Regions from separate parts of the Homo sapiens genome. Here region 2 is linked to region 1. A link is an interaction called in ENCODE POLR2A ChIA-PET data of the cell type or tissue named here. Cell type or tissue: endothelial cell of umbilical vein. All regions are shown on one strand. Links, peaks and the distances in the headings refer to the core of each region. The heading gives the core; the rest is flanking DNA.

Evidence for each region. Peaks named below come from ENCODE experiments on the same cell type or tissue, not always from the same donor. Only the 100,000 strongest peaks of a DNase experiment are listed, where the experiment ranks them.
Region 2: POLR2A ChIA-PET joins it to region 1 with 10 read pairs; 2 of 35 experiments call an interaction of 5 or more read pairs at or near these places.

What each region holds. Positions count from the first base shown.
Region 1 is chr10:83,604,426-83,620,272 of GRCh38, forward strand. The region is part of intron 2 of LOC105378396 (a long non-coding RNA gene); the gene reads left to right. Among named protein-coding and RNA genes, the nearest start is that of LINC02650, 65 kb to the right of the region's middle. In endothelial cell of umbilical vein, for the core only: no CTCF peak of the experiment used is centred there; DNase peaks (open chromatin) are centred at 4,166 and 7,766; H3K27ac peaks cover 372 bases.
Region 2 is chr10:83,537,242-83,553,088 of GRCh38, forward strand. LOC105378394 (a long non-coding RNA gene) reads right to left here and starts at 10,844. Exons shown (of 3, transcript XR_946141.2): 1 at 10,668-10,844. It overlaps LOC105378393 (a long non-coding RNA gene), which reads left to right and starts at 9,074. Exons shown (of 3, transcript XR_946140.1): 1 at 9,074-9,212; 2 at 9,836-9,996; 3 at 10,665-10,738. In endothelial cell of umbilical vein, for the core only: no CTCF peak of the experiment used is centred there; a DNase peak (open chromatin) is centred at 8,920; H3K27ac peaks cover 920 bases.

The DNA of each region.
Region 1 (15,847 bases), core at 3,617-11,616:
AAGAAGGCAGTGGTGAATATCAGGACTTGGAGTACTTGGTGAGGAATGAGGATTAGAGAAGGAATCTGAAAGAAGAGGCAGGAATAATAAAAAATAAAGCTTACTCACCTGGACCCTGGCTGATTCTTGCTTCCTCAATCACGGAGCTTTCTCTGAACATCATCATCAACCCTTCATTATCTCTTTGGTCTATGAAGCTCTCAGGTTTCAGTGCTGAACAAAGGGCTCTTATGAGATGATGCACACTCTAAATCATATAATATTTATGAATAATGCAGTCACTAGCCATATGCCTGAGAAACACATTTTTAATTTTGTTTCAAATTAATTTAAATTTAAATAACTATATGTGATCAATGGCTACTGCATTGGCTAATGCAGCTGGAGCACCAACTGGCAATGGCGTGGTAATGGTTTGGACAGTCTTAGAGAGGCCTTTCCATCCCCACTCTTCCTCATCCTAGCTACTTAGGCAAGTTACAGAACGTTGCTGAATCTGAGTTTCCTCATCTTTTAAAACTGGTATGACAATAGATTCTTCTCAAGAACTGGAAGGATAAGGTAGAAAAGTAAGTCAATTACCCAGCACAGTGCAGAGCTGGAGGAAATTTCCAATGAAAATGTATGTGTCCTCCTTTCCAGAACACACTCTCCCCCTTTTTGCACATTGCTTTGAGTTTTGTAAATGGCCATTATAAAATAACAAGATGGATTTTTATATCAAAACTATCAGAACTGCTGTGTGTAAATGACCTACTCTTTCATGGCAGTTACTTTGCTTAAATAGCACTGTCATTGCTTAAATAACTTTGGACAAGTTCTTTCTCAAAGTTATTGCACTGGTGTTTGGTCGCATTTTCATCGTTGACTCATTTTTGTTTTTTACTTCCCTTTTTTAAAAATTATAAATTTTGATTTAAAACACAAGAGAATATGTGAAGAAAATAAACATTTTCTACAAACCCGTCAGCAAGGATTAAGAAGTATTAATGCTGTTTATAGTAATTACAGGCTTTTTTGATGTTCTTTTAAAAATAAAAACATACAATTTGATAGTTTAAATTTTTTACACTTTCACATAAGCATTTTTTATTAAATATTTATTAAAATGTGCTATTTAATGGTTGCAAAATATTCTGTTATATGAATGTGTCAAATTGTATGTGCTTACTCGTACTATAGCTACTATTTGTTTTGGAAGTAAAAAGAAAATTTTTCTAATTTATCAGTCTTGACTTTAAATGCTTTTTCTTTCTCCAAAATATAACCCACTCTAAAAAAGAAGGATAAAAAGAAGGAACAATTATCAAATATCTACTACAAAACAAGCTTATCATATACCTTATCTTATTGAGTCCTAGAAATTCTGAGATATGTAATATTATGCCCCCAATTTTTAGCATTTCAAGTGCAAAATTTTGAAAAGTCTGAATAGGTTGTTCTAAGCCATGTGTCTAGAAATCTTCATAGACAGACTTTTTTAACCCAGGAGTATCGGATTCCCAGTCCATATTTTACACCGTAGCAGGCAACAACTGAATGGTTTCAACAGAAATAGAGTGACAATTCCAAACTGTGTGTGTCATATTTCATCACTTGTACAACTCAGAATATTTATATAAGCCACTTTGGCAAAAGAGAGACAAAGGGCTCAAAGTAATTTGGCTCTTGCTAATTACAAAACATAATCCAAAATCTTTTTTTTTTTAACCACAACCACTTCAGAAGATTGTTCCTGTCAAATATGTCTCAGCACATCAGTCAATCATGCTGCAATATTTCCCCCTTCTTGGCAACCAGGACCTTCCTGGAATTGCCCATAGTGACAGTTTGAGCAATTTTAATTAACAAGCACAATTAGGCTGGAGAAAATTAGTTCCCTAAATGCCAGTTAGTCCTGTTTTCTCTTTCATGCTTCCCAAACAAAGATTGCAGCTGATACTACTGCCCAGCAGTGTCTTATGGAGCCTGAGGGCCAGCAATGTCCAGCCAGGGATTCAGGCTCAGCCTGGCTGTGAACCAGATGGGGATCAGGAAAGAACTTGGGCAAAAGGCCCTTTAAAACCCATCCAAGATACAATTGCCACCAGAGCCTTCTCCAGTTTCTGGGATTTCATTTCAGGGAGGAGAAAAGGTGTCAAGTTACTCTGTTCTTTTAGCAAAGGAAAGGAACTAGTTTTTCCAGGTTTCCAGCTGCAGAAGCCCATGAGCACACTCCTGAAATTGATGGCTCTGTAAAATCATAATATTTGGAGGTGGATGGAAAGAGTGTGGGAGGGCAAGTGAAGTTTTAAAAAGCTGATTTATAATTTTGGATAAAGAAAGATGAATTTATTTATTAAAATGCAGTAGCAGATTAAGACATCATTCAAGAAGTGAATACATTACTAAGTGTTTTGAATGAAAACTCTGGGAGTGTCTGGCATATTTTGATTCTTTCTGTTCCATGTAATGTCAACTAAAAAGGGGCTGACTTATGTAAAGAACGGAAAAAAGAGTTTTAAGATGCAACTCACGTAAAGGTCCAAACCTTGCACCTCGTCCTAGTAAAACCTCTGATAACATATTGCAGCATTATTTTTACTTTACTACTACACAACTTAATGGAACTATAAAATCAGTCTGCTTGGGTTGGAATTCTGGTTTTACATCTACTGGCTGTGTGACTTTGAGCCAGTTACTTATTCTCTTTGTGCCTTAGCTTCTTCACCTATAAAGTGGAGTTAACAATGGTACCTTACAACCTAGAGTAGTTGTAAGTATTAAATGAGATAAGATACTATTTGTAAATTGCTTCAGTGTCCTAAATAAGAATTTATTACACAACAAATATTTTTTGAGTACGATCATTTTCTTGTCCTTCTTTTTCACCTGACCATTGAAAACTGAGCAACTCCAGGCAGGATGGGCATAAAAACATTTTGTCTTCCATGATTCTTACTCTGCCCCAATTTTCCTCTGAGAAAAGTGCGTCCATCCAGTTGACCATCTCCAATTTCCTGCCCCTACACACTTCCATGCTTTATACTGCCAATCTTCTCTCCTTTCACCCTGTAGTTTCAGGAAATTAGCTGTCTCTCCTTTTGTTCAAGGTGAACCCCTTCATCTTTCCTTAGTTCACATCCTCCTTGGAAATCTTACTACATTCCAATCTTCTCTCTTAGCAACTTCTCTGCTTGTGCCTTCTTCAGTGTATAAACATGTTTAAGTCATAATAGAACAAGACTCTCCTAATCACTTGTTTCTTCTTTTAAAAAAAATCATTTTCTTGTTGTACTTTGTTCTTTTTCTGCAATGTTTTGCCCAGGCTTTGTTTGCCCATCCTCTGATCCTCTGTTAGGATATTAAAAAATATTAATATACCTTTTTTGACAAGTTTTAGGTTTATAGAAAAATTGAGCTGAAAGTACAGTTTCCACATACCCCTTGCCCTCATAGATTTCTCTGGCATGAACACCTTTCATTAGTGTGGTACATGTTAGAATTAATAAGCCAATATTGGTACATTATCATTCACCAAAATCCATTATTTATGTTACGGTTCACTCCTTGGGTCGTATGTTTTATAGGTTTTGCAAATGCATAATGACGTATATCCACCATTACAGAATCATACAGAATTTTTCACTGCCCTAAAAATTTCTTATGCTGCATAGTTTTGCCTTTTCCAGGATGTCATGTTTGGAGTAATACAGCATGCGGCCTGTAGAGGTTGGCTTTTTTCACTTAATAATATGCATTTAAGGTTCTTCTCTGTCTTTCTATGGCTTGATAGATCATTGCTTTTTAGCGCTGAATGATAGTCCATTCTCTGGATGTATCATTATTTATTTATCCATTCACCTACTAAAGAACATGTTTTCTTCCAAGTTTTGATAATTATGAATAAAGCTCTTCTAAATATTCATGCACAGGTTTTTGTGTAAATATGTTTTCAACTCATTTGTGTAAATACCAAGGAGTATGATTGTGGTTCAGATGGTAAGAGCATGTTTAGTTCTGTAAGAAACTCTTAATTGTCTTCCAAAGTGGCTGTATCATGATGCATTCCCACCAGCAATGAATCAGGGTTCCTGTTGTTCGACATCCTTGCCAGCAGTTGGTGGTGATAGTGTTTTGGATTTTATCCATTCTAATAGGTGTGCCGTAGTATTTTTGTTTTAATTGTTTCAATTTGCAATTCTTTAATGACATACCATGTTGATCATCTTTTCATATGCTTACTTGCTATCTATCTAGCTATCATTTTTTTTGGAGGGGCTGAGATATCTGTTCAGATCTTTTGCTCATTTTAAAACTGGGTTGTTTATTTTTGAATTTTAAGAGTTCTTAGTATATTTTGGATATGAGTCATTTATCAGATAAGTGTTTTATAAATATTTTTTCCCAGTTGGTGGTTTGTCTTTTCATTCTCTTAACTATCCTTTGCAGGATAGAAGTTTTAATTTTAATGAAGTCCAACTTATTTTTTTTTCATAGATCCTGCTTTGGGGCATTCTGTATAAAAAGTCATCCCCAAACCCAGGGTCACCTAAATTTTCTCCTATGTTATCTTCTAAGAGTTTTATAATTTTGCATTTTACACATTTAGGTCTGTGGTCCATTGGAGTTAATTTTTGTGAAGGGTGTAAGATCTGTGTCTAGATTCATTATTTTTGCATGCAAAGTCCCATGGTTCTGGCACCATTTGTTCAAAGTACCACCTGTCCCCCAAAAAACCTATGAAAATAAGTTTTTTATAACAAAAGAAGCTACAGTAATGAAGACAGTGAAGTATAGCAAAAGAACAGACAAAACAAGGGAACAGAATAGAGAGCACAGAAATAGACTCCCACAAATACAGTCAAATGATATTTGACAAAGGAACAAAGATAGTATTTTGAACACTTGTTTATTTTGGTCTGCAGCTCCTTAATTTCCATCATTTCCATCATAATCACTTTTCAGGCTGATGATTTTTCTGTATTTTTTTCCAGCTAGGACTTTGGACTCCCAGCTGTCCCCCAAATGAAAAGTCTTCTCCCTCTCAGCCTACCTAGTTATGGAGCAATTTTAAACATAAATAAGTAAATGAATGTAAGCCAATTAACTATGGTGAATCACCCAAATACTTGAAAAAATATTAGTCCTTGGCAACGCAAAGGGTATATTTCATGGAATAGGGTTAGAGTTTCTAGCCTGAACCCAAATCATACACTTTTGTGAAAACCAGAATGTAAAATCCAGAGGGGGTCAAAAGGCTCAGAGATTAAAAACTCTCAAATAGCTTAGGTAAGTAGGGTGAGGCAGTGGTGGGAATGAAAGAATGAAGAAGGGATGAACTGGTTACTTCTTTATTTCCAAAAAAACTCCTTCTCAGTCTTTGCTCCTATTGGCCAGTATGGCTATCAGAAGGGAGAAAAGAATGGTTAGTTCTATGAGCCTTATTTTAGAGAAGACTGAATGTTTGTTAGGGTAGCCAAATGCCTGGGAATCGGAGCCTTTAGTCCTCCTCCAAAAACATTTTAACGAGGGAAAAATATGCTTTTCTTGTTAATTCCAATTTTCCTGAAAATTCTGTTACCCAAACTATGCCATTTACTAAACCTTTTTGTGGATTGAAATTTTATCCTTATTTATAAAACCTACTCATGTCTGGTGATATTTTTTAATGAAAGAAAAAGCCAGCATATCACTGTAGAGAATTATTTTTCACAGTTTGAAGAACCTTTTGTTAGAGAACCATTGATTTTATAGGTTGCTAAGGATTTTTTCTTGAGTCATGCATAATTCAGATGGAGAAGAGATGGGCATAAGTGTCAGATGGATTGACCAATGTTACTACTCAAGGAGGATTATCAACCAGTCGAAGCACCCTAGAGCCCTGTGCTCCTACAACAGAAGACCAAGGGAATGACAGAACAGAAGGCTATTTCCCTAATGTAATAAAAAACAGTTCTTTAAATTTGTGTAAGAATAAATATAATGTTTCATGGATAAAATAATGATTCTCAGAGCTCATCTTAGCCCTTACAGAAGTCAAAGATGAGATGGACATTTTGCAACACTCACAATTCTAGGGTGAGTTAGAAGTTAAAGAAATGAATTTTATATGATTTTGAAGTTTTTTTAATACTTTCCTAAGCTTTATTGTGTCTTATTTACTCAGGACAATTTATTCATCTTATCTGCTCTGCTGAATCACCCTTGTAGCAAGCCTCAACCTTGTGTTCACTTTCATGTGACTCTACCTTCTTAGAGACTAAGTTCACTTGAGCATATATTATAAATTCAGGTAAGCTTTATGCTGAACTTGGACCGCAGAATACTCTCGTTCAAATGATAGCTATTATTTCGCCAATCATATTCCTCATACAGAATTTTAACTGAGAAGTAAAAGAGCAAATTAGAATTGGCTGTAAAGTTGATATGTCTGGGAGACAGAAAGCAAGCAGGAGCAGGAAAAGGAAATCACAACAGGTGCTCAGAGAAAAGCAAAGATGAGTCAGTGAGGACCCTGAATGGGAGACAGAAATAAGGCAACTTCCCAACTGCTGTGTCTTATAAAGCTGTTCCTGTCTTTGGAATTCAGTAAAATGTCACTAGCATCCTTCTAATAACCACTAAGGCAGTTATTTCATGAGTTATCTGGAATAAGCTCCTGTTCTTTTGAACCAAAAGGGCCTTGTGCAGCCATCCTCATGACTGCCTGTCAAGATAAGCAGAAGTAGTGTTATCACAGGAAAAGAGAGAAGGAGTGTCAGCAATATGCTTGTCTAGTGTTTCATAGATTCAATTCATCAGAACCACCTGGGGAACTTTTTTAAAAGTAAAGATTCACAGACTCATTCTGGTTCAATATGGGCTCAGGAAACCAATGTTTTCTAAAGATCCCCAAATATTTCTCATGATAGTTAGTTTGGGGAACCTAAACTAAGGGCTCTTAATCTTGGAATTACAGATATCTTTGAAAATGGCATAATACTATGATCCTCTTATTATATGACATTCACATGTGCTTTTGTATAACTTTAGGACCTCCTAACCCAGACCTAGCCCAGTGACCCTTCTGGGAGTAGACAGAAAATGACCTATCCAATGGCCAGCCAATGGGAAGCAGCCAAGCCAAGCCTATTATCTGAGCTATTAGAGACATTTTGCAAATAACAAATAAGGAAAAGACACAAGATAAATTTCTTGGTGTCCAAAAAGAAACCACACTAGGTGTTTCAACAGAGTGTAACGAATAAATACAAAATTGGTTGCACAGGTGTTGAGGAACTAAAAGAGATAATAATTCCAGGAAGCCATTTATGACCCAGGGAAGGAGGACGAAGAGTAGGGGCTAGGATTCTCAGAACTTCTTCCCCAAACTGGTGTTGGTACTCCAGGAGCACGATGGAGGAGCCCTGCAGACCCAGGCCTCTGATCACTGTGGAGAGAATTTTAATCATTTGCTGCTGGTACAATTAAAGAGAAAAATAAAGCTGATTCTGGAAGTACTGAAAGTAGCTGGAGACTGGAACCAACTGCTGCTACTGGGACAATGCTAACGGGCATGGAAATCAGACAAGAAGCAAACAAAAAAATCCTTGTTATTCCTCTGCCTTCCAATTGTCCTCCAGTGCTCCTTATTGGTGGAATAGAAACAAGAAGTGTGGTGATTTGTAAATATACCAGAAATTACTTCAAAACGTGAAAGCTAATTCTCCTCTGTTTCACTGTAGACTGAGCTTAGTGACTCACTTCTAACAAATAAAATAAACTGAAAATGACGCTGTGCAACTTTGAATACTTTTCACAGAAAAGAAAGGCTGACTCAGAGGGCAGAACCAAAAGTCATGGAGAAGTATTCTTGGGCAAGATCAGGCTAAGAAAAACTTTTATTATTAGCCCAGCTGAATTTCAGATTTTCTACGAGCCAATGACTCTTTTGAACCTTGCATTCTTCCCCTTCTTGAACAAGAATGTGTACAGCAGCTCTTCTATGCCTGCGTCACTGTTGCATGTTGAACACATGAGGTAGAAAATTTGCCTCTCAGAGGTCTTAAGGCTTGGAGAAAGTGCACTCAAGAATCTCTATTTTAAAAACTACCTCTCAAGCAAAAAAGAGCCTCAAGCATACCTGGATCTGGTTTAGATAGTAAGATTTTGATATTAGAATGTTGGGGACCTGAGAAGGGGGTGTGTGTATTTTGTACATGAGGGGAATGTAAATAGCCAGAGTGTACACTATGGTAGTTTTATTTTTGAACCTCAAATTTTTAAATATACATTTCTTCATGAAGTGGAGTCTAAGATTACTCCCCTTGTGGTGGGCTGGACTTAGTGACTCATGTCTTACAAATAGAATAAACTATAGGGAACAATATGCAACCCTAAAGACTAGGTCATAAAAGGTACTATAGATTTTTCCTTGCTCTCCCTCTTGAAACAAACATTCTGGAGGAAGTTACCTCCCATGTCAGAAGACAATGCAAGCAGCCTATAGAGAGGGTCATATCAAACAGCCCGTGAAAAATTGCCAACAACCATGTAAGTGGGCTTGAAAGAGATCCTCTTTCAGTCAAGCATTCAGATAAGAATGCGGCTTGGCTGAAATGTTGATTAAAACTTTAAAAGACCTTGAGACAGAAACACCTTGCTAAGCTGCACCCACATCCATGACCCACAGAAACTGTCAGATAATAAATCTGTTTTAAGCCATCAATTTGGGAGTAATTTATTACACAGCAATAGATAACTAACACAGATGGCAAAAGAGAAACAGTTTCCAGAGTCTTAGATTCAACATCACAAAAGCAAATATATATGAGAAGATTTGGAACTGAGAGACAAATTAATCACTGTTATGGTCCAACATTTTCCTACTCAGCATCCATTTATACCTCTGTAGATACGTGTAAATTTCCACACTAAAACACTAACACTGTTATGCTTAACAAGTTGCAAATATCATTCAACCAAATAAAAGACAGTCTCACCTTCTCTGCCAAAATAAGCAATTCAAATTCCCAAAAATCATGGTATCATCTCTAAGTGAAAACAATCCCAGAATCTTTTTCTGGGCAACTTCATGTTGAATGGGAATTTTCTTCTTTTCAGTACTAAACTAACTAGCAGAAGGCAAAGTTGTGGTAACAGAAAGCATCTGCAAGAGTGTTCATAAGTATAATGAAGGGAACAGCTAGTTCTGCATCTCCCTTAATCTCTAGATCACAAATCAAGTGTCCAAGTTCAACCAAGTACAATAACTCATCATTTACTCTGACCTGAATGTCCTCCAAAATATATGTGTTAACTTAATTGCCAGTGTGATAGTATTAAGAGGAGGGGCCTTTTGGAGATATTTAGACCATGAGGGCTCCATGTTCATAGATGAGATTAGTGACCTTAGAAAAGGGCTGGAGAAAACTAGCTAGGCCCCTTTGTTGCCCTTCCACCTTTTCTGCCATATGAAGACACAACTTTCATCCTCTCATAGCAAGAAGGCACCATATTAGAAGAAGAGAAAGAAGCACTCACCGATGAACCTGCCAATGCATTGATCTTGGGCTTCCCAGCCTACAGAATTGTGAGAAAATAAATTTCTGATCTTTACAAATTGCCCAGTTTCATATATTTTGTTATGGCAGCACAAATGAAGTAGGATATCATTAGTATGCCAATTATTTTAAATAATAAAACCAAGGCAAAGAGAATAATGTTACAATGTAAATATAATTAATAATACTGAATTGTACACTTAAAAATGGTTAAAATGTTAAATTTTATGTCATGTATATTTTGTCACAATTAAAAATAAAAATAAATAACAGGAAAAAAGAATAAGTTACTTGACCATTGTTACATGGCTACTAAGTATCAGGGCTGGGATTTGAATTGAGGATTTAAGAACAATTGGTCTTATTACTTAGGACTTAGTGAAGTCTTCTTTGGGTTGAATGTTATTAGAGACTTTCAAGCTTAGGTACCTTGATGTCCACATCTCTTCCCAGATTTGGAGAGTTTTCAGCCATTATTTATTTAAATAAGCTTTCTGCCTCTTTCTCTCCCTCTCTTGCTTCTAGAAATCTCATAATGTGAAAGTTAGCTCTTATGCTGGTGTCCAATAAATCTTGTAGGCATTTCTTCACGTACTTTTTTTTCTTTGCATATTTTCAAATGTCCTGTCTTTGAGTTCACAGATTCTTTCTTTTGCTTAATCAAGTCTGCTGTTGATTCTCTCTCGGTTGTATTTTTGCATTTCACTCATTGTATTATTTAGCTCCAGTAATTCTTTTTTTTCTGTCTCTTTACTGAACATTTTATTTTCTTCATGTATGTTTTATTTGATCCTGTTGAGTTGTCTGTGTTCTCTTATAGCTCACTGATTTTTGAAACAATTATTTTAAATTTCTTGTCAGGCTGTTCACAGATCTTCATTTATTTAGGGCTAGTTCTTGAAATATTATTGTATTTCTTTTGTCGTGTCATGTTTCTTTAATCATTTCAGTTTCTTGAAGTCTTGTGTTGCTGTCTTTATATTTGAAGAAGCAGTAACTTCCTCTAGTTTATACTGACTGGCTTCAGGAGAGAAACGTCTTCACCAAATATCTCAGCTAGGAATTCTGAGGCTCTCAGAACTTTTCTATGGGTATACCCACTCCACATCTCTTGTTCCTTCTTGGGGTGTGGGGTTTCTTAAGATCGTATGCCTTTCCTCCATCCTGCAAAGCCAGGTCAGGTGCTGAGAGCCTCCCATGTGTTTTCCCTAGGACAGTGCCCTGAAATGCATAAGTTTGTGTGCCTTGTCCCAGTCTCACAGAGTCGAACCAGCTGTCTTTACAAGAGCTGTCTTGCGCTCATCATCTGCAAGGGCATGCTTGGACAGCTGGCCTGAGGAGAGTGGTGAGGTGCATAGAGCATTCGAGTTGCCTATGGGCCGGTTGTGTGGGAGTCCACAGGTGAGATATTTTAAGCCACTCATGGATGAGCTGCCTGATTGAGTCTACTGAGCAGTTAGTAGAGTCCATGGCCTCTCTTCTGTTCCCAGCTTCTTCCAACCACTTAGCTATGTCCATCACTTCAGTATCCTGGGTGGAGCAAGAAAGAAGTGGGCCTATTGGCAGCATCTTGCATGGATGGGAAAACCAGACACTTATTCACCACATTTTTATTCTCCCCTGAGGGAGAAATCATGGGCCAAGGGGAGTCTATCTTGGCACAGAGCTGTGCCACATTAGGAGAAGGGAAACATGGGTCAAGTGAAAATGTCCTTTATACCCCCTTCAATGGATCTCTCTTAGATTTTTTACTTCAGTGGTATACTGGAACTTCTCCATTGACTCATAGATTCCTGCCAAGGTACTCTTGTTCCTGGGTGTTTGTCAAAATTGATGCTTTTGCAGGAGGATAAGGTAGAAAGCTCCTATTCTACCACCTTGCTGACTTTACTCTCCTTAGGAATTAAAAATTTATTACCAATACTCATTATCAAGACAAAACTTATTTACCAATGCCTTTTACATTTTACTGTGGTGAAGAATTAACAAGGTACGAATTAACAGTATGCATAACTAATGTAACCTTTCTCATTATATACTTGACAAAAAAAGAACATTGTATCTGTTTTTCATTTTCAAAGCCAAAGTATTTAAGATTATAAATAACTAATATTTTCTCCTTATTTTTTTCCAGTCTGTGTATTTTCTGTGGAGCAGCTAGAGCTTTTTAAATTTTTTGATGAAAAAACTTTTAGTCAGATGAAGTCAATAACTAGGGGCCCAGAAAACAAGATGGCTTCTGAGAGTAAAGCTAGGATGTAAAACACCAAAGGTGAATTTAATAATCAACATTTTTTTTCAGGGATCGGTCACCTCTATGGTCAAAGTGATAAAGAAGATTTGGGATCCAACCAAGGAAATATAGCAAAGTCCTGCATCATTAACAAAATTAATATATATAAGGGAAGAATAAAACTAGAAGTCCAGATAAAGGGATGTCCAGAGAACAAAGATTTGTCACTATCTTCAGGAATGTCCAAGGAAGAAAACACTCCATCAACTGACATAGATATTTTACAGTCCTTTCTTTAAAACGTTAATGAAATAAGCAAGGAGTCTTATTTCATACTATAATTATCTAGGAATAATACTAAAATTAACAAAAATAACTATTATTATATAGTATATAGTATTAATCACTATCATTATTCTTGTTATCCATAGTATTACTAATAGCTAATTATCAAAGAATGTGTATGCTACCATTATTTTCTGACAGTGGTTGTAAGGAAAATTCACCTTTCTTGCTTTCTTTAGGTGTTCCCCAAGCAGAAAATGAATGAATTGGTTTCACATGTAGTTTTCTAGCAGGCAAACATGCTAATATGGGCATAAACTTTTCATATCATTCTATTTTTCAGTGAAGTCAGTAACCAATTTATACAGAAGTCCCACGTGAGTTTGGTGAGTGTGCCTCAAGTAATTAACAATGCTGATCTCTGTGTGCTGACAAAAAAATGAATTTTGGAGCCAAAAATGTAAGGCCCTGACCATAAACCACAGTTGTCTCATTTTGGCACCTCTCTGATAAGGACCTCAGCCAGTGCCTTTCTACTACTGCTACCTGGAATCTTGCTTGATTCAGCATCACAGATATGTTTTAAGTGTTTCTTTTTTCATTCATAGAACCAAAGAAAAACAGTATCCTTCCTTCCTTCCTTTCTTTCTTTCTTTCTTTCTTTCTTTCTTTCTTTCTTTCTTTCTTTCTTTCTTTCTTTCTTTCTTTCCTTCTTTATTTCAACAGCATTCGTGTGTGTTTCTTTGGTGCTATATGCTGCTGCAGCAGTATACCATGCAAGAACAAAGAATGGAAAAGTGTAATGGCTTATACCAGAAGAAATCTCCTGTAAAATCTACAGGCTGGAACTTGGAATTTACTTTGAACTACCCTTCCATCTGGCAGAATAAGCAGAGCCTGTTTAACATTATGTACATAAATTTTCTCATACTGTCTTTAAATGAAAGCCTGTATGAGCTTTGCTACTCTATAGTAGCAGGACCTATTCCTGAAGATAGCTTCATGGTATAGGTCACACTTGCATCTCTTTCCCACTATTACCATATTTCAAGACACTGGAGTTTTCTGCTAGAAGGGTAGTGAGGAAGATGGTCTTATTTTAAGTCAAAAGTCCTGACTTATGTACAAAAAAATCATGTGTTATATGTGAATCAAGTGCTATTGTTGGAATTAAAAATTCTCCCTTGGCATGGCCATATTATACTTTTAAATTGTAGAAAAGGATAACCGAGTTATACAGGAATTGGCTTTTAGAAAAATGTCAAGTACAGTTCTGCTTTGGCTGGGCTAAATAATCACAATTATTTAGCCACAATTATTTATATCTCCAAGCCAGGAGACAGGGAAGTGAGTGCATCCCTCAGGTGGGGGGAGTTGGGAGAAAATGCCTCTCTGAAGGCTGACCTGCGTCCTGTGTCTGAGCTCATGGCAAATTGTCAGTCAGTAGTTAAAGTATAACCCTGGACACAAAATGAAAACACGGAGCTTAGATTCTCTTCAGTGCTTATCTTTTATCTGATGCATTTTCCTGAAATGGAAGCAGGTTTTCATAACAACATTTTACGGCTTTTTTGCATAATCTCTCTCTCTCTCTCCACCCCCCCACACACACCCTCATCTTTTCTCTCTTGTCCCTCTTTATATGTTTTTCCTTTCACTGGAGTCTGCACAATGAATGATGACATGGATGTTCTGCAAAATTCCAAGCAATCTTTGATTTCTCTCCACAGTGGCTTAGTAGCTTCTTTCATAATTCTTAAGCTCCCAAACTCATTTCCTCCTCCTCACTTTCAAAGAAGAGCAAATTAACTGTTTTATTGATATAACTGGAGTTGGGGAGAAACAGCCAGTGACTATCTAGATAAGAGATAAACATTACCAGTCTTTCAGGCTCAGTTTTCACTCTAAATCCCATTCAATTCTTTGTGTCTTTTGACAACTGATTTCACCGGAATGTAGAAATGAATCTGCATGTGCCACACTGTGCTACTGAAAGTTAAGCCACCCCTTTTCTCCCCTCTTATTTGTGCAACAGAGAATTGAGGAAGGAAATGTTCAAAAGCCTATTTTTTCTGTACCCTCCCTATTCAAAAGTGCATAACATTTGCTAATGCAATTTATAGTCACTTGGCCCTGTTCAAATGCTGGCTCTAGTACCTTCTACTGGTGACAAAATCTCTCTGGCTTCCAGTGTCCTCATCTTTAAAACAGGAATTGTAATAATCCGCTTCATAAGATAGTTCATTCAGTCTATGCTTATTGAGCACTGACTCTAGTCAGGCATTCCTTTAGGCCTCTTACCTGCTTTAACTCAGTTTATCCAACAGCTACTTTTGATACAGTTACAATACTCCCCCTTTATCCACAGGGGATACATTCCAAGACCCCTAGTGAGTACCTGAAACCAAGGATACTAGACGTTTTTTTCTTCCTGTACATACATACCTATAATAAAGCTTAATTTATAAATTAAGCACAGTAAGAGATGAACAACAATAACTAATAATAAAACAGGACAATTACAAAAGTATGCCAGTACCACTACTCTTGTACTTTGGGATCATTTTAAAGTAAAATAAACATTACTTCAACTTAAGTACTGCAACACTGTGACAGTTGATCTGATAACCAAAGAAGGTCACTAAATGACTCGGGTGGGTGGAATATGCCATGTGGACATGCTGGAAAAATGGAGGATTCATGTCCCTCTGGATGGCATGAGAGTTCATCAGAATGGCCTGCAATTTAAAACTTTTGGATTGTTCATTTCTGGAATTTTATATTTAATATTTTTGGAACACAGTTGACCACAGGTAACTGAAATCATGGAAAGTAAAACTGCAGATAAGAGGAAACTATTGTACTATTATTATTCATATTTTACAGATGGGAAAATGTGAAAAAGCATCACATTATTAAAAGCTGGGCAGTGACTAATGCTGCAATGCAGGACAATTTAGTGAATCTGGGTTGGAGCCTAGGGTTTAGGTTCTGAGCCTAAGCTTCTGAGTCCCACATCTCTGAATCCTGTATCTGCATCTTGGAATGGTACCATTCTCCAACGAGCTCTGTGCAGTGGCAAATATGCTGAAATACACTCTAGGGCATTTTAGTGCACACTGATTTCTTCCTGGCCCAATAATTATCTCACGAGCTAAGTGATCATTTTATAAATGGCTACCTTTTTGCAAAGGAAATTAGGGGGGGATGGATGAGTGAAGAGGCAATGCTGCAGATTCCCATTTCCCCTCCAAGCAGCTTTTGGATAGAGAAGAATAAACTCACACAATGACTATGCTAGTAGGTTTTATTATCTCATGTTTAAAGGAGAAACACACAAGACTTAAAGTAGTAAATTAAATTGTCCAAGGTCATCAAACAAAATAAGTAGTGGTTACATTTCTAATTCTTTCTAACTCTAAAGAATAAACTCTTCACTGCAAAAACCTTGCTTCTCTGTGATAGTTTTAAGGATGTTCACTGATTATGTTTGGCTCTCCATCTTATGGCACATGATAGGTCTGCCTCGGTACTTGAGTGGAGATATTTTTCACCTACTTATTTTCCTACTCTTGTTTGTCTCAGACTGTTATTATTATGTAAAGTTCTGAACACAGAGGAATTGACAGCGAGGAAAAGGAGGTATGCTAGTAAGTAAGTATAACATAATTTTGTGATAAATGGTTTGGTCTATTCAAACTACAATGTGCTCAGCACATGTGCAAATTAGTTAAGAGTTGATTGTGAGTCAATTGATAAAGGAAGAGGCAAAGCAATGTGTTAAAGCAGGAACATTACAATATCT
Region 2 (15,847 bases), core at 4,958-12,957, 66 kb before region 1:
ACCGTATCCATGGGTAGTTTTAAAACATTGAAGTCCAGGCAATGGTTCCTATCTAATACTTTTTGAAAATAATTAATTCTTGAATATTAGAAATATTATTGCTAAGAAACTTGAAGTTTTGTCAAGCAATCAACCAGCTCCCCTATCCCCTCCCACCTCCATGGTTTAAGCCTATTATAGAAAAAAGGATAAGCAGAGATATGAAAGAACAGCTCACCTACAACCCCCAAGTAGTGTGTGTTGAGACTATCGTCCATTTCTGAGGACAATTGGTCCAACATTTATCATGATCAATACATTTGTTAACAAGCAGAAGCCCATTCTTACCTCTGACAGATTTATTTGTAGAAGATGCTGTGTCACCCCAATGTCCTGGCTGCTGGTCAATTCAAGTTTTCATCCCATAACTAGTAGAGCCCAAGGCAATCAGTAAAGAGGACTCTTAGAAAATCATTGACTTTGGGCACAGGAGGAAAGCAAGGAGAGGCCTAAAGGAAAATTGAGCCTGAAAAGTCAAACGGATTTTAGCTGAGCAAGTTTTAAATTTGGAGAGAGATATCAATTTATAGGCAATCTTTGTGGTGTCCTCAAAAAATATGCCACAGAAATTGGCCAAGTTTGGGTTAAAAAAAAAAAGAAAAAAATCCCTGTGATAGTCAGGCTCCGGGGTGATAGTGATTAACAGAATACATTATGGTATTCAACAAATTGGACCCCAGATCATATCATCTCATCTCCTCTGAGTATGAATAACTTTTCACATAAAAGGCAACCAGAGGAAACCATAAACAGGGATTCATCTAAGGTCTCTTCATCTCAGAGAATAGCAAGATGTCCTACCAGGAGTCCCAATTTGGATGGGAGGAACCCTGAAGTAAAACATTTAAGGATATTATTCTCAGCTGCCTGTTTAATCATAGGTGAGAAAGAACAGGCCTTCTTGCCTTGTCATATAGTCTTACAGTGGGATAGCCTCATTCATCAAAGTTATAGATTTCAGATATGAAGACATCAAAGACAATTTGCAGGCCTCTTGGCAGAAGCCATTCATATATTCCATCTAGTCTGCCAACAGGTAACAGATGTGTCCAGTGTCTAGTCCTGGCACATACTCTTGTTCTTGCATGGGATCTGGCAGATGTCATGTACTTCTTCAAAGTGATGAAGTGGAAACACTGTTGACTTGAGATCAAACAGACATGGATTTAATTCTAGCTCTGACATAAACTATATGACTTTGCTCAAGTATATTAACCTCTTGGAACTTCATCATTTGCACAATGTGAAAAATACTTCATAAGGCTGCTTTGAATGTCAATAAGTTAATGTAAGTAATGCAAGTCAGCAGTGAATATGCATACAAAAAATCTAACTTATATTGTGTGGTCAATAATGTCAGTGCTCTTCCATCTAAAAGGCCAAAAAGCATGCCCCTTCCATCATTTCTTTCACTGATTGATAGAATGAAATATATCCAATATTTAACTAATAACAAAACAGCTGTCTCTATTTCAAACATTCATACTTTCATTTGAACATGGGAGGTTCTGAATTTTCATCTTTCTGAATCCCTTATTAACTATAAAATCAGTTGAGTGGAGTTTCACCTTAAACTCTGATTGGATAAACATCTAGACCTCAATCATGTTATATGTGGCCAGTGTGCTTGTTGTTGTTATAAGTTAGAGTTGTTAATTTATGAAAACACTGCATATGTTTTGGGACTAAATCAGAAATCATTTTTCAGTATCCAGAGCAGTCAAGTAATAGCATAAAGAGATGGTTTACAGAAATAAAAGAAAGAAAATTGTTTCAATTAGCTACCTCCTGTATGCTTTTCTAAATAAATACCAAGATTCACCCTATCATATAGTTTCACATTATGATAGTCTCATTCTTCATTTATAGATATTATATATGAAGATACCAAAAAGAATATGCAGGATCCTCAGTAGAAGCTGTTGGTGTGTTGTTACTCATAGGTACACTATGGTAGAAGAACACCCACGTCCAGCTGAAGGGCCATTGGGCTAACATCCTGGCACACCCTGGCCCAGGTGCAACCCAGAATCTTTGCATCCCTTCCACCCAGCTTGTCTAATTCCTGTCCCTATCCTTAACTCAATAGGAGCCCAGGATATAGCTGCTCCCTTTTGATAACCATGAACCATTGACATTTCTTTCTTCTTAACTTCCCATTGTTGTAATATTTTCAGAGATAAGTAAGGGTGATCTTGACCACAAAAATCAGGCTAGATTTAAGATTCATTGATTCCTCTTCATCTTGAAATTTTTGGGGTCTCAATGAGTAAATCAATTAGCAAATCAATTAGCTGATCTAGATTAATTTACTTTTCTGAGCCTCAGTTTCCCCAAATGTAAAGACAGTGAAAAGACTAAACTCTTTGGTGTTGAACCAGTTCTGAGGTCTTTTATGATTCATCACAGCTTCCAGCTGTGGGCAGCTGGGGGCAGGCATAGAAGAGCCATTCTATGATGTTTTCCTCTTGGCATAAGCTACTCAGTCACATATTAAGAAATCTCTGCTACCAAATTTTCCAAACCCAGATAGGCTTCCCTTTGGTACCTTAGTACCTCTCTTTCAGTCTCCACTCTGAAATTCTGGGTTTTGATCATACTTCTATTTTCACATAGATTGTCGCACATTCTTTTTGCCCAAGCTCTTTACTCCGGGTTGTTACAAGCTGTTCTGAAAGCTCTGAGTACACTTTTCAGAAACAGCTGTTCTGAGTCAAGGTTGTTTCTGTTCCACAGCAGTGATTTAGCTCAGACTAACTTTTCTCCCCACAATTATGAGCTCATTGCAGTCATCCTGTGGGACCTGTATCTGGCAGGGGAAAGTCTGTTGGAAGAGCAAGAAGAGGATATGGAACAAGCCTGCAGCCCTGGATGACAGGTCTCCCCAGAGATCCCTCCCCCAGCTGGAGCCAGCCAAGCCTAGCCTTTCTGCTGACAGTCATTCCTGCTTCCTGCTTCACCCATGTGGCTCCTGACATGCTGTTTGAAAAGATCTGTAAGGTAGCTGTGTGGCCTCATTTCTGTAAGGATCTCCAGGGAAGCCAGCTTTCTTGGTAACTGCATAATTTATGTCATTCACCTGCTTAAAGGCTCTCAGAGGCTCCCTATCACTGAAAGAATAATATGTAAACCTTTTAAATGACTCCCAAGGCCAGCTTTCTCAACTGTAAAATGCGGTTCAAAACACCTAATTTGTGGGGTGGTTCTGAAAAGTAAATAATTAAATATGCCTAGGTTTCTGTGTAGTAAATAGGGTACAAAACAATTATCAGTTTTCTTCCCCTTCCTGATCTGGTCCTTATCTATGTTATAGGATTATCTCTTATTACTCTCATTCTTCATTTCAGTTATCCAGTCTACTTTCATTCTTCAAGTATTCTTTAATATTTTTATTCAGATTGTATGTGCCTGTTCATATACAATCTTTCTTGAAACTTATGCTTCCCTTTTCTTTTCAGAAAAAACAGCTCATACCACAGCACTCATTTTCACTCTCTTTCAAAGTATAGGTAGTCCCTCTCTTCTTTTCCTCCAGTGTTCCACTGCCCTGGTACAGTTCTGTGACCGTGTTTGGTATTTTGTCATTAATGTAATGATAATAATAGCTATCATTCCTAACATGCTTATTATATACCCAAGACTGCATTTTCCCTTTACAAACATTAGCTTTACTTTTCAAAGCCAGCCTACAATTGTTGATATTTAGCCTCCAATTTAGATGAGAAAAATGACACTGAAAGGGGATGATGTTGCCCAAATATACAGCCTAGTTTGACATGTGCCATGTTGACTAGACAGTACTTCTTAAATAACTATATAAGAGACCTGGCCCTCAGCAAATAACTGCTAAGAGATGAATGACTCAGAAAAGTCTCCCCTTTGATTCTTGATTCTTTTCTCACCAGCATCATGAGCTTCTCTTTTCCTTAAAGGACACATCTGTTCAACCCAGTCGTGTTTCAGTATGTACCATCAAAGAATTGCAGAGGAATGCAATAGATCATTCAAATAAAACTTTTGTTTGTATTACAGACATTGAAACAGACTTGGAGTCATTCAAACCTTTCCTGAGGTCAAAAGTGAAGCAGTGAGGGAACTGGAATTCCAATGACATTCACTTTATTCTCAAGCTGGTGTTCTTTGCACAGCTCTGTTTAGCAGGTTGGGGAAATGACTGGCTGGTTTTCAAATCTATAAAAGCTGGAGCACAACTAGAGAGGCTTCAAAACCCAACACAAGCATCACTTCCTCCAGGAAGCTGTCTGTTTAGAGCTGATCTAAGTCAATATGGCCATTTATATTTAGATCTTTGGTAAATATTGGTATCTTCTCCAAACTTAGAAGAAGGTAGAAACTATATGTCAGCTCTTTCCACAAGCTCAATTGAGTGGTATACAATGAAAGAAAGTATACCACTTGCTTTCAGACCAAATACTGACACCCAAAGTGATGTTTATTATCTAAGCAGGCATATAACAACTTTACAACCAATTCTTGTAGACTTGTTGAAGTCTTGACTTTCTGTCAAACACAGAGAATGTGTTTGAAAGACTGACCCAAGGCAAATACAACAAATATTTTGATAGCAAGATCAACCATTATTCTTGTAAGGTTCAGTGGCAGAATCTTTTTTAAGTGGAATAAAACAAGACCAAATGAAATTCTAGTTCTATAGCACTAGTGTGAGGGACTCAAGTGCCTGGTTCATCAAATTCTTATTTACCCATTAAACAAAAGTGATGTAAGGACACAATTATTCTAGTCAAATAGCCACGCACATATCTTAAACACTGTTTCACTCATAAAAACATTATTTCTAATCTATATTATGTAGTTAGCAATCCCCTTTGAGCATGTTCTGATACCAGCATTTGAAATGCATGCCCTAGAGTGTAAACCTCTCTGTGTAGAGGTAACTCAATATACATAGAACCTAGATTCTTCATTAGAATTATTTGGGTGTTCTTCCAAAGAACCCCTGATCTTCATAGGGTACAAATTAAATAGATTTATATACACATGCATTACCTTGTCTGTAGACAAATAAATCACAGATGATATACCACCACCTCCTTTGTGGTCCTGCTGCAAGGTTCATACTTGTTAGAACCTTCAGTGCATGGAGTAATTGTTCAGGTCAGGCATTTGCCTCTGCCACCAAACACTAGTTATTTCCATTCTACTAAGCACCCGTTTTGCATGGTGACTGGCATAAAGTTCACATGCAATAAGTGTATGTGATCTTTTAATAAATGACTGGATCAGTTAATAAATTAGAATAAGCAGATGTTGGAATTATCACTCCCACCTATTGCCTCCACTGTGGTTATTCTGACTAAAGACAAAGCAAAAATGGTGGGGAAGGAACTTTTCTCTGTTATAGCATAGCTTGTGACACAGAACTAGATGGGAAAAACTAGAGTCCCATATAAAGTTAGGTTCTACCTGCATCTGACTTTCTCTTCCATCAGGCAAGCCAATATACCCCTTAGAGGGCTGGTCCTTTAAGGCAGGCTGACCTCACTAGAGAAGGCAGAATCTTTGTGGTCAGCTGTGACTTGCAGCTGAGGTATATGCTAGGGAAGAAAGAGGGCCTAGGTTAGTAGACAACCTCCCCACTCAAAAACCAACTTTGCGCATTCTCGCTGTGTTTGCTTTACTTCAAAGGCTGTTTTTATTGTCACCCAGGCATAGAAACTAGCCTTCAGGGTTTACTGCATGTCCTGACATGAAGCTTCTCACTGTCTAATTTGCATTCTAAATAGGTGCACAATTGATTCACAAAACCTCTGTGCTGCTTAACAGGACAAATGAATCATTTACTTTCCAAATTGCAGGGAGCTTTGAGGTCAGTCAGCCTGGGAAGCCACAGAGCCTCTCCCTCAGAGACACAGAGGAATACAAACAAGCAGGCTCCAGCTTTGGGAACCATCTCCATTTGAGTGGCCAGTGCCATCATCCTCTTACAACACTCAGGGGATGCAGGGTATTAGCATGCTCAAGCCAGCATATGGTACACATCTTATTAACGTAATCGCAGGACTCCAGCAAGCTGTTTTCCAGATGATTTGGACCCCTGTGAATATTCATCTCTATTCTCTGCCTCTGCTCATCTCTGGAAGGAATAATGCATACACATTCCTTTTGCCCAGTGGACTCCAAAGAAATCTTTCCAGTGTTTATAATACCTGTAAAACCCCTCTGTAAATAACACTCAGGCCACACTGAGCAGATTGAAGCCAAGAAGCTCAGTTCTGCCTGACAGCTTTTCCCCAATTGGTTATTTTTAATGTTAGAAAAGAAGAACGGCTCCTGAACAGAAGATTCACACTAACCTTAACTTAGACATTTTTTATGGCTCTTTAGTGAAAGGCTATTTTTACATTTTTGAAAGATTAAGTGAATTCAGCTTCTTCATCTAAAAAACTGTTTCTTTTTATGCTGGCCAGTGACAAGTTTAAATTTAAAAACAAAGAATAAGAATAATGATAAAAGTGGGCCTTAATTAGAAGATGTACGTTGTTTTCTGTTCAGCCAAGACCTCCCTCCCTCACCCCAGTCTCTGTCTCTCCCCTCAATCCTTCCAACCATGAATGCCAAGCATTGCAAAAGATTCTTTAGCTAACAGTGACCTGGGAAACATCTGGTCTGGAAATTAAGAAATATATTGGGGATATATCTTTAAGATGAAATGAGAGGCTTCATTCAGACTGCAGAAGAATTATTTGTGACTCATTCATAAAAGTGAGAAAGAAGATCAACAAGGATGTTTTAGTACCCACCAGTAGGGAGAAATGGAAATGCAGAAGAAGCTAATATTTATTAAGTACTTACTTATGGAAATAAACAAAGACCAACCAAATGAGAACAAGCATAGCTATTTTATTCAGAGCTTGCAAAAGCAAGGGAGTCAGCCATCTTGCATTTGGCACAGACTCAAAGGGAAAGCAGCAGGGTGGGAAAGCTTTATAATGGAACAAAGGGAAGGCTTCCTATGTGCCCTGATTGGAAGTTGTTGGCGTGGGGAGGCTGAAGGAGGGCTGACTAGATGTGGGGCATCCTATGTGATTGGTTTGGAAAACATATTTGGCTTGCTCTGGTTGGTCCTGAGTTGGCAGCAGAGACAAAAATTAGAGAAGCTGGCAATCATTGAGCAAGCCTGTATTCTGGACTGATTGCTGCAGAGGCTACAATCTGGCTTCCTAGACAGGTTGCTGAAGAGATTGTGGGTCAGGGTTGGTTCTATAGTCATATATTTTGTCCTTTTATCATGTTGTCTCGATTGCTATATACATTTTATATTTGTATATTCATTCCCTTTTTGGATGAATTTTTTTCTTTATTGCATTATATTTGAATGTAGTTATTCATCAAATCATAATTAAGACTGATATGCAGACCTAATTCATTACCATAGCACTTACTGGAACTCAACATGTGACTTGTTAATATTCGTTCTAATTTAAGGGCAAACAGAATTATTCCATTTCAGATATTGAAAGGTATTTTAAATACTTGAACAAACTGAGATTGCTCTATTTTGCCTTAAATTTATTTTCCTTCAGCTAAATATCCATAGAAGTTTAATCTAATATGGTTCACAGATTATAATATCAATTTGACTTTTTTCTGTTTGTATGGAATTTCAATGAGAATTTGTGATACATATTTTATTATTGCCTCTAGAAAATTTTATTTTACAGCAGAGGAGAAAAACATGTTTTGCTTTTTTATCCCCAGGCAAATAGTTTAATATATATACATACATATATAATATATATTAGTTTAATATATATATTATATATTAGTTATAGCTATATATTTCAATAGCTTTGGGAGTACAAGTGATTTTTGGTTACATGGATAAGTTCTTTAGTGGTGATTTCTGATATTTTGGTGCACCCATCACCTGAGCAGTGTACACTGTAAACTGTACCCAATATGCAGTCTTTTATCCCTCACTTTCCTCCAACTCTCCTCCCCCAAGGAGAGTTCCCAACATCTATTATATCATTCTTATGCCTTTGCATCCTCATAGCTTAGCTCCCACTTATAAATGAGAACATAGAATTTTTGGTTTTCCATTCCTCAGTTACTTCACTTAGAATAATGGCCTCCAGCACCATCCGATTTGCTGCAAAAGACATTATTTTGTTCCTTTTTGTGGCTGAGTAGTATTTCATGGTGTATGTATACCACATTTTCTTTATCCACTCATTGGTTGATGGGCACTTTGGTTGGCTCCATATTTTTGCAATTGCAAATGTGCTGCTATAAACTTATACCAAAAGCCAGGTACTGTAATTTCATTTAATTACCACAGAAATCCTATGGTGGGGGAAAAGACATTGTTTTACTGTCTCAAAAGGTTAAAACCTGAAACAAGTGGCTCAATATATTGAGCTAGTGTTGCAGTCTTGCAAATGCACCTTTATGTAGCAGTTTCTCTTGTGAGGTATCACCCTGAGTCCTTCATCTCACCTCCAAGATGACTGAGGAGCACTGACACACGGGTGAGGTTGGAGCAAAACTTTTATAAGCGAAAGGAGAAAGCTCTCTGCAGAAGAGTCTGAGTGGATTGCCGGGTCACAGCTGAATGCAAAAAGCTTTTATAAAAAACTGCTCTCCTCCCTGTAATTGTTTGAGGAGTAACTTTTCTTATCAGTAACGCTGTCTGTGCAACTCCCTTTATCCAGCTGTGGGATGTTTCTAAGTAAGCACAAAGTGCTGCTTCTCTTGTTCATGTAACTGTGGGTTTGTTTTAGGTAAGCCTCCTTCCTCCCTGTGCAAGTTCCCACGGAGCCCACTGTGTATATGCCTGAAAAGGGGAGGAAACGTTTTCCTGGAGCTAATTATACAAAGAACAAAAATGCTTCTATGCCTCACTGGCTCCTTATCAGCCCCTGAGCTTATCTGTGCAGCTGCAGCAGCTGTGATTTTTCAGGCAGGCATTTCCCCCGGGGCCCAGCCTTAACTATTTACCTAACTGGTTTTTCCCTACCTTCTCCCTCACTAGTGAGTGGCAGGACTAGGTTTTGCATATTAGGAAAGGCTGATTGAGAAGCTCACACTCTTTCCCACAAGTCCAGTAAGCCTCATTGGCTCAGGTGGAGATGATGTTTACTCCTGGAGGTCCGTGTTGGGAGCATCTGCAGAGATCACAGAGATTTAGGGTATGGCCAACTTTTATGTTTCTGTAATGTTCAGTCTAGCCTCGGCTTCAACATGGCTTTTGCTTCCATGAGCTGGAGACGAGGCTCCAAAGTTTACATGGAGATATCTGGTTGAAAATTACAATGAATAGCTAGCCAAGTATGGAATGCCTATTCTTGAGGTCATTTTCACAAATAACATGCCATTAAGATCTTTTTTAAATAATTGTACTTTTATAAACTGGATTATGCTTTAAATTGCATTAGTAGAAAGAAATATCTTAAAAATAATATCCCTTAAGAAAATTCACAGGAGACTAAAAGATACAACCAATTATTTGCCCAGGGGACTAAAAAATACACCCAAAATATATGCAAAAAATTATGCATATGAGCATGTTTGCATTTTTTGCCTGAATAAAATGTTGACATCTTCATAAGATTCTGAGAATATTTATTTTCTTCCAAAAGAAAAATTCTGAGCATCTGTAATTTAAATAAAACAATAACAAAAGCACTCCTCCATCTATGGTGATGTGCAGTCAAAATTGAAAACAGCTGCTCTAAAAGAGAAAATCATCTTTAAAATAGCCATTTAAAATACGGCTAACTGTGTCATGTCTCTGCCATCTTTGTTAGTATAGAACGTTGCAAGTAGAGTCATCTCCAAGATACCCAGGAGGTATCAGCCATACACTGTTGCAGACACCGCTGACAAGGAACGAGCTTCTTTCTGCTTTGGTCCTAGATACGTGGAAGAGTTTTCAGCTTCCTAGTTTGCATTAAATTTCCAGAATACATCATGGTAAGAAGGGAACTTGGAATTCTAGCTAAGATACCTAATAGCTGGGGAGCTTGGACAAGTCACTTCCTCTTTTGAATCTTTGTTTTTATATCCTTACAGAGATCTGCTGAATAACAGCTTTTTTTTTTTTTTTTTTTGAGACAGAGTCTCGCTCTGTTGCCCAGGATGGAGTGCAGTGGCTCGATCTCGGCTCACTGCAAGCTCCTCCTCCTGGGTTCGTGCCATTCTCCTGCCTCAGCTTCCCAAGTAGCTGGGACTACAGGCGCCCACCACCACGCCTGGCTAATTTTTGTATTTTTAATAGAGACGGGGTTTCACTGTGTTAGCCAGGATGATCTCGATCTCCTGACCTCGTGTTCGGCCCACCTCGGCCTCCCAAAGTGCTGGGATTACAGGCGTGAGCCACCGCGCCCAGCCTGAATAAAGGCTTTTTGACAATGGTCCAGGCAGCCCTAGGTTTTAGATATGTTTTTCTACAGTTATAGAAGGGCACTCTTATCCTGGCATTGATGAGAACAGTATCACATGTGTTGGCCTTATGTATTTAAGTTTTAGGTAAGATTGTATTTGAAAAGTGAGCTCTAGTGCAAATAAAAACTTTGAAAACTATTAAATGAAATGAGCCTTAAGGAGTCTTTTAACTTTTTAAGAAATATTACGTTTTACAGCACCTCTTCTTTAGTTTCACCCATGGAAGCACCAGATGAAGAACCTTCCCAGAGAACAATGTGTGTGACATGTCCATCCATTCTGCCTTCTCCTAAGAGTTTGGACAGCTAATCCGTTCACCGTCTAAAGGAGGGAAGGTAGAGGGTTAGATTCTGCTGCTGGATCTTTTTTATTAAACAATTGTCATATAACTGTGGTTCTCATGGATAAAACCACTCTCTCAAAATTAGGAAAAATCAAAATCTGTCTTTCATGAATTTACTTTCTCTTTCCACATATAATACTCTCAGTTGTCAGAACCACCAGGCCTCTAGATATGAAGATTTTCAGTGAGATTAAATAATGTAATGGAAGGGGTTAGGGAATCTGTCGGCCCCCCAACCCCACCCCACCCAACCTTGTCACTTTTGACGCTATGTGTTCACAGCTGCCTTGAGGGCCTACACTACGGATACCGCATGTCCTTAAGGTTACTTTTATGCTTTTATCTTTTTGACCTTTTGATACAAGACAGGAATTTATCTTTAATATTTTTAAAGAATATTAAAAATCATTCTTTTAGTACTTCTCACCTTTCTTTCCTTCTTCTCTTCTCTTTTTAAACAGCTTTGTTGAGATATAATTCAAATGCCATACAATTCACCCATTTAAAATATATAATTGGGAGGTTAAAGTATACAATTGAGAGGTTTTTAGTATATCTGCAGATATGTGCAACAATCACCACATATCTGCAACCACCACCACTCAATTTTAGAACATTTTTATCACCTCAAAAAGAAACTTTGTACCCTTTAAATACAACCCCCCATCCCTCACTCCAACTTCCAGCCCTATGCAACCAAGTTAACTTTAATCCATCCCTATAGATTGCCTATTTTCAACATTATGTGAATAGAATCATATGATATGTGGCCTTTTGTGACTTTCTCCTTTCACATCATATAGTGCTTTTTACAGTTGATTCATGTTGTAGCATGCATCAGTATTAGATTTCATTAGCCAAATAATCCCATTATATAAATATATGATATTTTGTTTATCCATTTATCAGTTAATAAACATTTGGGCTGTTTCCATCTTTCAGCAATTATGAACAATGTTACTTTCAACATTTGGGTACATGTTTGTGTGTCAATGTATGTTTTCATTTATCTCAGGCATATACCTAGGAGTAAAATTGATATATTATATAACACCATGTTTGATAAATTGACTTTTTAATAGCTAGACTGTTTTCCAAAGTGGTTGCACCATTTTACATTCTGACCAGCAGCGTAAGAAGGTTCTGATTTCTCCACATCCTCACCAAAACTTTTTGTAATCTGACTTGTTCATTCCAGCTGTCCTAATGATTGTGAAGGAGTGTCTCGTTGTGATTTTGATTTGCTGTTCCTGAATGATGACTAATTAAAATGGGCATCTGTTTATGTGCTTATTTACCATTTCTTATTTCTTTTTGGAGAAACAGCTTTCTATTCAGATGCTTTGACCATTTTTAGCTGGGTTACTTGCTTTTTCATTACTGATTTGTAAGAGCTCATTATATATTTTGGATACAAGTCCATTATTAGATATCTGATTTGAAAAAAAATTCTCCAATTCTGTAGGTTTTATTTTTCAGTTTCTTGACAATATGCTTTGAAGGACTAAGTTTTTAATATTGATGAAGTTCAATTTATCTATTTTTGATGCTCATGTTTTTGGTGTCATATCTAAGAATCATTTACCAAATTCAATGTCATGTGTATTTAGCCCTGTTTTCTACTAATAGCTCTAGAGTTTTAGCTCCCACATTTAGTTCTTGATTGATTTTAGTTTTTGTATAGTATGCAAAGTAAGGGTCCATCTTCATTCTTTTTATTTTGCATGTGACTATCCCGTTGTCCCATTACTATGTTGAAAAGGCTAGTCTTTTCCAAATAATAGTCTTGCTGCCCTTGTTGAAAATCAATTGACCGTTCATATACGGATTTATTTTTGGACTCTCAATTCTATTCCACGTATCTATATGTCTATCTTTACACCAGTTAAAGATAGACATTTAATTTAATTATTTAAATTAAAATAGTACATCAGAATTTTTTCTTTCCTTTTCTTTTCTTTTTTTTTTTTTGAGGCTGAGTTTTGCTCTTGTTGCCCAGGCTGGAGTGCAATGGTGCAATCTCGGCTCACCACAACCTCTGCCCACTGGGTTCAAGCAATTTTCTTGCCTCAGCCTCCCAAGTAGTTGGGATTACAGGCATGTGCCACCACATCTGGCTAATTTTGTATTTTTAGTAGAGATGGGGTTTCTCCACGTTGGTCAGGCTGGTCTCAAACTCCCAACCTCAGGTGATTTGCCCACCTCGGCCTCCGAAAGTGCCAGAAAATATTTTCTTAATGCAAATACTTTCTTCGTGCATACTTTCTTGATTGTCATTGCTTAGTAGAAAGTTTTGAAATCAGAAAGCCTGAGTCCTCCCACATCATTCTTTTTTAGGATTGTTTTAGCTATTCCAGGTCCCTTGTCAAGTCCATTTGAATTTAAAATCACCTTTTAAATTTTTGCAAAGAAGTTAACTGGGATTCTGATAGTGATTATGTCAAAAGTTGTAGAATGTTTGGAAAAGTATTGCCATCTTAACAAGGTTAATTCTTCTAACCCATGTATTTTATTTAAATTTTTATTGACTTTTAAATAATGTTTTTGTATTATTTGATTATAAGTTTTGAACATCTTTTGTTAAATTTAATCTTAAATATTTTATTCATTTTGATACTATTGTGAATTAAATTGTTTTTCTAATTTCATTTTCAGATTGTGTCTTTCAGATGTATAGAAATACAATAGATAAATAATTCTGGCCATTAACCTTTTATGCTTCAACCTTGCTGAACACTTTTTTTTTCTTTTCTTTTTTTTTTTTTTTTTTTGAGACAGGGTTTCACTCTTATTGCCCAGGCTGGAGTGCAACGGCACAATCTCAGCTCACCACAACCTCCGCCTGCTGGGTTCAAGCAATTCTTCTGCCTCAGCCTGACAAGTAGCTGAGATTACAGGCATGCGCCACCACACCTAATTTTGTATTTTTAGTAGAGACAAGTTTTCTCCATGTTGGTCAGGCTGGTGTCGAACTCCTGACCTCAGGTAATCCGCCTGCCTGGGCCTTTCAAAGTGCTGGGATTATAAGCCACATTTTTAATTCTTAGTTTTTCAGTAGATTCTTGAAATTCTTAATATAGAAGATTATGTATTTTTGGTTTCTCTATTCCTCCTTTACTGGTTTATTTGCATTAAGAAAATATTTTCTGGCACTTTCAGAGGCCGAGGCAGGTGGATTACCTGAGGTTGGGAGTTTGAGACCAGCCTGACCAACATGGAGAAACCCCGTCTCTACTAAAAATACAAAATTAGCCAGACGTGGTGGTGTATGCCTGTAATCCCAGCTACTTGGGAGGCTGAGGCAAGAGAATAGCGTGAACCCAGGAGGCGGAAGTTGTGGTGAGCTGAGATTGCACAATTGTACTCCAGCCTGGGCAACAAAAGCAAAACTCAGTCTCAAAAAAAAAAAAAAAAAAGAAAGAAAGAAAAGAAAAAAACTCTGATGTACTATTTTAATTTAATTAATGATATTTGATATTTCCCCTCCAGTTTTTTAGTTCTTTTTTTAGTGGTTGCTCTAGGTTTTACCACATACATCTTATCAGAATCACCCTCATATTTGTAATAGCCCAATTCAAGTGTAATCTAATACTACTGTCTATTCCCTTTTCTACCTATGGTATTACTTTTATGTATATTACAGCTATTAATGTTGCAAACTCAACAATACATTGTTATAATTATTATTTTAGCATCTGCAGTCATTTCTTAGCTTATTGAAGTTTTGCTTTCACTTGTCCTCTTTGTGGTATTACTGGCAAATACCTTAACATAGATTACATTTTTATATGTTGGAAGCTAAACAATATTTATATACATGTTATTTTATACAATCGATTTTTAAATCAGTTAAGTGAAGAAAAGCATACATTTTTACTGTCTTTTATATTACATAATAACTTTTATCATTTTGTGTGTGTTTGTATTATAATTACCATCTGGGCTCCTTTGCTTTCAGTCTGAAGAACTTCCTCTAGTTTTTCTTGTAAGGTCTGCTAGAAATAAATTATTTCAGCTTTTGTTTATCTGGAAAAGAATTTTGCATTTCGCTTTCATTTCTGAAAGAGAGCTTTGCTGAATAGAGGATTATTCATGCACAGAATATTTCTTTGAACATTTTGAATATGTTATCCCACTGCTTTCTATTGTTTCTGCAGAGATGTCAGCTGTTAATCTTATTGAGGTTCCCGTGTAAGTGATGCATTTTCTCTTGCTACTTTCAAGATATTCTCCCTAGCTTTGACTTTCAGCATTTTTAGTACAATATGTCTATTTGTGGGTCTCTTTACATTTGTTCTACTTGGATTTTGTTGAGCTTCCTGGATGTGTAAGTTATTGTTGTATAATAAATTTGGGAATTTTTCAGCCATTATTTCTTTGAATATTTTTCTTCTCTTTTCTCTCTCTTCTTTCCTGGTACTCTCATTATGCATTTGTTGGTGCACTTAATTTTCTCTGACATTTCTCTGAGGTTTTTATTTCATTTTTCTTCACCATTTTTGTTCAATTGGCTTGGCTTACATAGTCTCTACGGACCTATCTTTAAATCAGTTAATTCTTTCTTTGGCCAGGCCAAATCTATTGTTGAGCCTCTCTAGTATTTTTTTTATTTCAGCAATTATACTTTTAAAGACAAGAATTTTCATTTTTAAAAATAATTTTCCTTTACTAATATTGTATTTGTTCATTCTTGCATTCTTATAAAGGACTACCTGAGACTGGGTAATTTATAAAGAAAAGAGGTTTAATGGGCTCATGGTTCCACAGGCTGTACAGGAAGCATGACTAGGGACACCTCAGGAAACTTACAATCATGGCAGAAGATGAAGAGGAAGCAGTCATGTCCTGCATGACTGGAGCAGGAGAAAGGGGTGAGGAGGTGACACACACTTTTAAACAACCAGATCTCATGAGACCTCACTCAATATCATGAGAAAAGCAAGGGGGACATCCGCTTACATGATCCAGTCATCTCTCACCTGGCCCCAGCTCCAACATCAGGGATTATAATTTGACATAAGCTTTGGGTGGGGACAC